Linked DNA regions of Homo sapiens: region 1 is linked to region 2. A link is a loop called in an ENCODE intact Hi-C map of the cell type or tissue named here. Cell type or tissue: prostate gland. All regions are shown on one strand. Each heading gives the region's core, and the rest is flanking DNA. Links, peaks and the distances in the headings are about the cores only.

Region 1 (4,395 bases), core at 317-4,316, 47 kb before region 2:
AATGCCTGTAATCCCAGCTACTCGGGAGGCTGAGGCAGGAGAATCGCTTGGACCCAGGAGGTGGAGGTTGCAGTGAGCCAAGATGGTGCCATTGTACTCCAGCCTGGGCAACAAGAGCAAAACTCCGTCTAAAAAAATAAATAAATATATAAATACATATAGTGCATACACACACATATTAATATATATGAATACCTATATTTGCATGTACATGCGTAAAATGTTCCTAGAATGATACAAAAGAAACAGGCAACCCTGGTTGCCTCTGAGATGGGAAACCAATAATGATCAGACGCCCATCCCTCTGGCTGAGTTGCACACATAAATGAGCTGACAAGCAATAGATCTTTTTCTTTTTAAGAATGAAAAAAAAAGGAAACATCGCATATACAAGAAAATATCAGAAAACACTTACGTTTCACGTTCTTAATGGGGAAAAAAGCATAGATGAATTGAGACAAAGGAGAAAACAAAGAAGGCAAAAGTGAGGGTGAAGAGTAAGGCTCCCACGCAGAGAACACTGACCATCCGGGAAATGGCCAGAGAGTGGAGGGAAAGCGGCAGTGAGCTGCTGTGGCCGAGGAGGTAGGCGAGGGCCAGACAGCAACATGGATGACATGTTAAGAGCCATGGGCAGAGAGGGACAGGCTTCAATCAAGTCAGCAGGATGATTAGATTTGTGTTTTTAAGATTGTTTTTGTGTGCAATGAGAATAATGAATTGGAAGAAGGCAAGGGTGGAAGCAAGAAGAAACAAGAGAGAGGCTAATACAATACAATCAGTGAAAAGGATAATGGCCTGAACGAAGAAGTACAGAGGCATGGACAGACACAAGCTATTTGAAAAGTGGTATGGTCAGGACTTGGGGACTGAACAGGCATAAGGAGAGAAAGAGAAGTCAAAGACAATGACCAGCATTCTGGCCTGTGCTGATGGGTGGGTGGAGCTAGGAGTGGAAGAGTGAAAGCTGATTTTATGAGAAAGACATGTCAGCTGAAAGTGACAGTGGAACATTAGAGTGAAGATGTCTGGCAGATGGTGCTATGTGGTCATGAGCATCCACACATCTAAAGAGTAAGTAGAGTGAGAAGTAGGCCCAGCAGTCTCCAGCATAACAAGGGGAGGGCAGAGGAAGGAGGATTGAAACAAATGAGGCAGGGGCAGCCATAGAAGCATGAGGAAAACCAGGAGAGCAGGCATAATGGACACCAAATGATGAGAGCATTTCGAGAAGATGGTCAGTGTCCACAGCTGCCAAGGAGACAATAAAGACAACGGCTTAACATAAAGTTTCTCATGACCCTGGCAAAAACAGAGGCAGCTGAGAACAGTAGGAATAAAGCGTGCAATTCTAAATCTTTTGCCAGCAAAATTACAAATGACTACATCATCTAGATGTTGAGGGTAATTTGTGAAAAACAAACCACAAAACAACATCTAAACATATGATAACAGATGAAGCAGAAAATAAGTCTTATAATTTCTTTACAAAGCACTATCAATCATCTACCAACATAGGATATGCTTAGTGTCTGAAATTTCAAAGGGAAAAAAATCCAACACCCGAACAAAAGTGAAATTCCTAAAATAGTAAGCAAAAAGACAAATCATTCCAATGTTTAGGCACTGGATTGGCATAAGCACCTCTAAAATGCCAACACCATGGGTTGCAACAGCACTGGCTGGGAGTCCCTAAAGGCTTCCCCCAGGACCCAGAGGACATGCCCCCTTGTAATCAGGCAGGAAGAACTTGAATACAAGGCCAGAGAACTAGTTAGAAGAGAAAGAAGGTTGCCATCGGCACATCAACGTGACAACATGAGGGGGATTAGTCACCCCAGCCTAGGCCTAGCACCATGCCCAGTAAACATTAATCCCTTATCACCAAGAACCTTCACTTCAAATCCCCTCATCTACATGACTAATCCAGGTTGGCATTTTGCTTTCTGGAACACGGAGTCCAGCCAAACCAAGTTAACAGGCATAAGAAGGAAACCTAAGAACAGAGGAAAGAAAAACACACCAGCCATGAAAACCACAGACACATTAAGAGAATCGGACTGTTGCTGATTGTTACAATGGGCTGTTAAATCCATTCGAAGTCATTTGTATTACAGAAAAGAGAAGGAACTTGCCCAAGGTCACACAGAGTTTTGCTGGACTTGGGCGAGCACCTGTCTGGTTTTTTCTGCACTATACCATGAGACCTTCTGATAGCCAATTGCTGCCAAATACCTATGTCCAGCCTAAGCTCTCTCCCAAGCTCCAGACCCATGTAATCTACCAGTTCTTCAACAGCTTCTCTGGACTATCTCAAAACCTCAGTTCCTGACATCAAACACTGAACCTGTGATCTTTCCCCAGTGCCAGTATTTCATCTAGGGCTTCCTAGCTCAACAGGTGACACCACCATCTATCTGGTTCCTGAGCCAGAGACTGAGGAACCTTGACCAGTGTTTGAACTCCAGCCCTGCCACTTCCTAGCTGTGAACTTGGGCAAATTAAATAAGGTCTCTAAACCTCAGGTTCTGACATCTGAAAATGGGATAACAACACTAATTATTTCATAAGATAGCTGTGGGCACTGAAAGAGATAATGTTCATAAAATGGCAAACCCATAGGAAATGTCTTTGTATATGCGGTTCCCTCCATCTTGTCACCTTGCTCCCGCACTCCCACCCTGTCACCTGGATAACACCCATGTACCCTTATTCCAACTCGAATGTTGCTCCCCCACCAGAAGCCTTCTTTGATCAGCCCCTGCCCCTCAAGGCTAGGTCATACCCCATGCCCATTTTCATCCTTAAAGTACAGTGTAATTCCTACTGATATCCCATATCATAATTATACATTTACTTTGTGGTGGTTTGGTTAATGACCATCTCTCCAGTAGCTCCATGAGGGCAGAAACTGTTAGTGTTATACCTCATTTTTGTATTCTCAACACAGTGCCTGGCACTTAATAGGTGTTCACTAAATATTAGTTGAGTGAAGGGCTCATGAAGCATGTTTGTCAGCAGAAAAGGGAACATGGAGATTAGAAGAGAAGCCACAGGGTGCCAATCCAAATGAGCATCCATGCCCATGCCAGCCAGGGGCTAGGTAGAAAGGGTCTAGTGAGCCCAGTCACACTGCTGTAAAGCTCAGTATGCACTGGTAGTTTGACTATCATCCTAACCATTCAGGATCTGGCCTCTGTATTCCCAGGACACACTCTGTAGGAACCTACACAGCCACATTTTGGAGAGCTTAGGGATAAATCCCAGTCCTACTGATACCTTTTCTAACGTAAACCTCACTCCACAGTGGGTGTGATTCTCGTGTTTAAAGGCACATATTTTTGTACCACAGGATCTCTAAACACAGCCAACTACTACATCTGGAGCTCAGCTGAAGAAACAAATGTGTTTTCCAACTTGGGGATAAAACTGAGCTGTACTGGCCCTGGGAGCAAATGGCATATTGGTTCTCCAGTGTGGTATCAATAAGGGATTTTTCAAGAGTATTTTTTACTACACCCAACGTTTCTTTATGTAGCAACTCTAGAACCTAGCCTTCTTGTAATATGGGACTCTAATGTAGGACAAAGTAATGAAAGGAGCAGGTTTTGACATTGGACAGGCCTGGATTCAAATTCTGGCTCTGTCACTGACTAGTTATGAATGAAACCTTAAACCAGCTATTTGACCTCTCTCAACCACAGTCAACTCACTTATACTATTAGAAGCAGCAGTAACTAGATCTTATGGTTGTAGGAAGCATTAAATATAAAAAATAGCCTATGGCTAAATTATTATCTTTAAGAAATTATTTGTACACAGAGTCCCACCTTAGAAAATCAAGTTCTGCACCACATCTAACACAGTGCCCCATCCCCAGAAGGTATTCCATGAACCCCAGGACCTTCTTTAGACTTTGTTTATCCTATTCCAACCTAGCAGCCCACATCTTTATGGGAGTGTCTGACACCACCCTTCTATTCTGAGTAGAAGTGCCTGTGCAAAAATGTTCCTTATTCCCGAGTTAGATGACTGAAATGTTATACAAACTGCCCCACTTCCTCTTTAGTGTCAAATAGTAAACCTGCACACCCGCGCGTGCACACACACACACACACACACACACACACCCTTCTTTGAGAATATAACTTCCCCAGCACAGGACCCAGAGACACTACACAAGGCAACAGCTGCAGACAGAGAACAAAATAAGAGCTCTTTATCCAAAGGAAAACACTGCAGAAAGGGAAGCTGAAATTGTCTAAGCTGTGGTATAGCCAGAAGCTTTTGCCATAATATTTCTTTTGTATTTATTACATAAGGAAACAGCAGCTGCTGCCATTGTACAATAACTGTTCTCTTGGTCTAGGCACTGAGAGAGAATACAGAACTACT
Region 2 (4,395 bases), core at 279-4,278:
CTGAACTCTGATTAAATAAACAATGCCTGCATAAAATAATGATGTCTTGTAGAGTTTAATATATAGTATTAAAATACAAGGCAATAACAACATAAGTTAAAAGGAGGGATAAGTGGAGTTAAAGGTCTTTGCATTATCTATGAGAAAGATACAGGTAAACATTAATGCTAATAACTTTTTACCAACACATCCCCTAAACACATCCTCTTAGGAAGTTTAGGTAGAAAAACTTCCATCTCTCCTCTTTCCATTGTTTCTTCTGTCAAATCAAAGTAGAGTCACTCATTTACTAGCATCACTGGGCAGCAAGGTGCTACATGTCTCTAATAAATCCCTCCTTAAAGTATTTATAAGACAGCCAGGCATGGTGGTTTACACCTGTAATCCCAGTGCTTTGAGAGGCTAAGGCAGGAGGATCACTTGAGCCCAGGAGTTCAAGACCAGCCTGGGCAACAAAGCGAGACCCTGTCCCTACAAAAAAATAAATTAATTAATTAATATAAATAAATAAAAATTAGCTGGGTGTGGTGGCTTGTCCCCGTAGTTCCAGCTACTGGGGAGGCTGAAGTGGGAGTATCATTTGGACCCAGGAGATCGTGGCTGCAGTGAGCCATGATCATGCCACTATATTCTAGCCTGGGTGACACAGCAAGAACCTGTCTCAGAAAAAAAAAAAAAAATCTATAAGGGTACTAACCAGTTCCAAATCATCCATCCCCTTACTTTTCACTGCTAGGGGGACCAACCATCCCCCGCTCCCCCTAGTTTGCTGGGGACTGAGTAAGTTCCTGGGATGTGGGACTTTTCAGTGCTAAAACTGAGAAAGTCCAAGTTGTCACTCTACTTCCAATACCCCACAGTAGTGAAACAAGCTGAGTGGAACTTAGGTAGTTCTTCTCTTTACCATTCACTTCTAGTGAGGTCACTTCTAATGACCCAGTGAGCAGGTCACTTAATGAACCTGAACTCATTAAAATTAAGTGCACAGCCTCACCTACAGGAGTCATTTACAATTGCTCCCCCAAATGATGCCTGAAAGCACACAAACTCCTTGGTTCCTCAAAGGTGCAGTGTGTCAACAAGTTAACTGAAATAGAAGAACTCATGGATATCTTGTCTGCCTCTGTTCTCTTGCTTTTAGATCCCAGTGTCCTACTAACTAATACCAGTATGTAGCACAGAAACAAAATCTATTTTAATCTAAGAGAACTGGGAAACTTCCAAAGAGCACTGACCTGAAAAATCTTGACAGAGCAGAGGAAATTGATTTTCTACCAAAGCCATGCAGAGGATTAGACTCAGATTTAGGCCAGTAAAAGATTTACATTCCACCCAGGTCCCAATATAACATGATGCACAGATAAAAACACACTCGTGAGCTGACAGAGCCGACACATATTAGAAAGTCCAAATTAAAAGTCAGCTTTTAAGAATGCTAGTCCCAAAGGTAAAAGCACAATATATAAGTTGCATTAAAATTGCAGTGATGGAGCATAGCATAATGAGTCTTTGAAATGGATTTTCAAAATTAATTTTTATCCTCATCCTGGCCTCTTTTCAAAAAAATTTCCCAAAAAACCTCAGGATTGGAAAATAGCACCAGTCATGCATTTATAATGATCAAAATAAATTCTTAAGATTGATAATGAATAAAATTACAAAAACCTCCAGCTTCCTGACTTTCAGATCTTAAGCAACAACTCCACCTCCATGCCACTACCCACACAGACAACTGTATGACTATACCTTGTTTTCATTATAACCTCTATTAATAATGCTAAGAACCCCCGTACACAGCTGTGTTTAAAACCAAAAGTTGTATTAATGACCAGACCAGCTTGACCTTGATTGATCTGGGTATCTACACTGGACAGAGTAAAATGAGAAAGCAAGTCTGCCCATCAGGAGGCCACCTATTCTGACTACAGTGAAAATTAAAATTAAAGCTATCTCTTTCACATTGCTCTGCACTTTTGCAAATTTTCTTCAAATCGTGGATTTTTTTCAGTCTTCTCTATATCTAAGAAAAGAAATATGATGCACAGGATGTCAAGTCAACAGATAAAGCCAGGAAAAGCTATCCCTGTGTAAATGAAGCATGATATTGGGACAGCAGGAGTCAAGAACATAAGTGAGTGAGCCAGTCTCTGTGTAAAATTGGTCACAACCAACTGAACACAGTTTTGAAAGAAAAAAGGAAAATAGTTGAAGGAAGCACAAAGCTCTAAGCCAATGCAAACAACAGTGGTTAAAAAGTGATGGGTTGATTCCTGAAGTGCAAACGTTTATTTCATGGTTGCACGATTAGACACAGTAAATCCATATACCTCTGTACCTAGCCAGGACCCTACTTTTATTCCCAAAAGCTCAAAATCAAGTGTAATAAACAAAAGTATAGTTAAACTGTTTCAGGAAGATTTCCTGTTAACATCTTCAAGTTTCATAGAAATCTAATTTAACGTTGAAGATATACAGAGAAAAAAAAAACCTCAATTCTTAATTTGTATAAACTGAGCCCCTTTCTAAGAGCCACTCAAATTGATGTGTACCACACATTAACTGGAAGGGGATGCCTCCCAGCAATAGCTGAATGAAAAAATGAAGGGCTCCTGAAAGAAGTCTCCGTGGAAACTGCACAGTCCTTGCATCTACCATTCACCTTATACTCTGGCTGGCATTCAAGCACATCAAACCAGCAATAAAAACATCAGAAAGTTGGGTGGACTTTGGCAAATGAAGAATTCAGTGTTTGGTACAAGGAGATTTTCCAGGAAAAAAAAAAAAGTACATCAGACCAAACTTTTCAGGATTCAAGAAGCCTCAGCTAGTCAAACCTATTTAAAAAAAAAATTCCCCAATGAAGTATCTGTACCACGGCCTTTATTTTACCCATTCAGTAAGTGTTTACAAAAGCCAATTTGTATTTTCACTCACATTCTAAATGATTTAAGTATCTTAAAGTACAAAACAGGTGTTTGGAATATTAGAATATGAAAAGGAAATATAATTCATAATTTTGTAACTATGGCAAATGAGGATCATTAACATGTAGTAACCAGCCTCCATGATGGCCCCCAGTGATTTCCATCTCATAGTATTCTTGATGCCCTTGTATCATCCTCTCCCACATTATATCAGGGTTGTGTATGTGACCAATAGAAAAGAGCAGAAGTGATCATCTGTGACTTCTAAGGCTAGGTCACAAAAGATATTGTGGCTTCTGCCTTGCTGTCTCTCTGAGATCCCTCACTCTGAAGGAGGCCAGCTGCCATGTCATGATGACAATCAAGCAACCCTAAAGAGAGACCCACATGGTGAGGAACTGAGGCCTCCCACCAACAGCCCTGTGAGTGCACCACAATGGAAGTGGATCTTCCTGCTCCAATCAGGTCTTCAGATCGCTGCAGCCCTGGAAGACAACTTGTTTGCAATCTCCATAGAGATCCTGAGCCAGAACCACCCAGCTTAGCTTCCCCTAAATTACTGATTCTCAAAACTATGTCAGACAATAACTGTTTGTTGTGTTAAAGTGCTAAGTTTTGAGGTAACCTGTTATACAGCAATAGATAACTAATACAACACATAATTGTTAGAAATCAGGTATTACCTTCATTTCTCTATGTTAAAGTCACTGCTAAAGAGGTAGTATAGCAGTGTGGAAAGAAGAGGGTTCTGGAGGCAAACAGATGTGCTTCGAATTCTAGGCCCACCACTTATAAGCCATGTGATCTTGGTCAAATTACTTAACTTCAGTGCCTCAATGTCTTCATCAAAAACAAAATGGAGGGCCGGGCATGGTGGCTCATGCCTGTAATCCCAGCACTTTGGGAGGCCAAGGCTGGGGGATCACAGGAGGCCAAAAGTTAAGAGACCAGCCTGGCCAACATAGCGAAATCCCATCTCTACTGAAAATACAAAACATTAACTGGGCATGGTGGCGCATGCCTGTAATCCCAGCTACTCAGGAGGCTGAGGCAGGAGAATTGCTTGAATTCAGGAGGTGGAGGTTGCAGTGAGACAAGATCGCACCACTGCACTCCAGTCTGGGCAACACAGTGAGATCCTGTCTCAAAACAAAACAAAACAAAACAAAACAAAATGGAGGTAAGGAATATCAGTTTCAGAGAATATCTGTAAAAATTCAAAACACATACAAAGAGCCTGGTGCCAAACAGGCATCTAATGTTAGTTCTCCCCCTTTTTTAAAGGGTATATGATTCTGCTAAAAACGAGCCTTGATTTATAAACACAACTACAATTAAACTGAATACTGAACCCTAGGGAAGTTGGAAAAGACCCACAAATGCAAGGGAAGACCTCAGAGCCATTGCCAAGCTCTGTCACATAATTACCAAAAAAAGACCACCCTGTGTGCTGTATTTTATATATTTTTTT

What was found. Hi-C counts contacts between places; a loop is a spot of excess contacts. Peaks named below come from ENCODE experiments on the same cell type or tissue, not always from the same donor. Only the 100,000 strongest peaks of a DNase experiment are listed, where the experiment ranks them.
Region 1: it touches region 2 in a loop (2.1-fold over the local background); 1 of 110 quality-filtered maps calls a loop at or near these places.

Annotation. Positions count from the first base shown.
Region 1 is chrX:17,030,050-17,034,444 of GRCh38, reverse strand. All of the region lies in intron 5 of REPS2 (RALBP1 associated Eps domain containing 2), which reads right to left. Among named protein-coding and RNA genes, the nearest start is that of REPS2, 86 kb to the right of the region's middle. In prostate gland, for the core only: no CTCF peak of the experiment used is centred there; a DNase peak (open chromatin) is centred at 1,934; H3K27ac peaks cover 1,321 bases.
Region 2 is chrX:16,983,196-16,987,590 of GRCh38, reverse strand. All of the region lies in intron 1 of REPS2 (RALBP1 associated Eps domain containing 2), which reads right to left. Among named protein-coding and RNA genes, the nearest start is that of REPS2, 39 kb to the right of the region's middle. In prostate gland, for the core only: no CTCF peak of the experiment used is centred there; no DNase peak of the experiment used is centred there.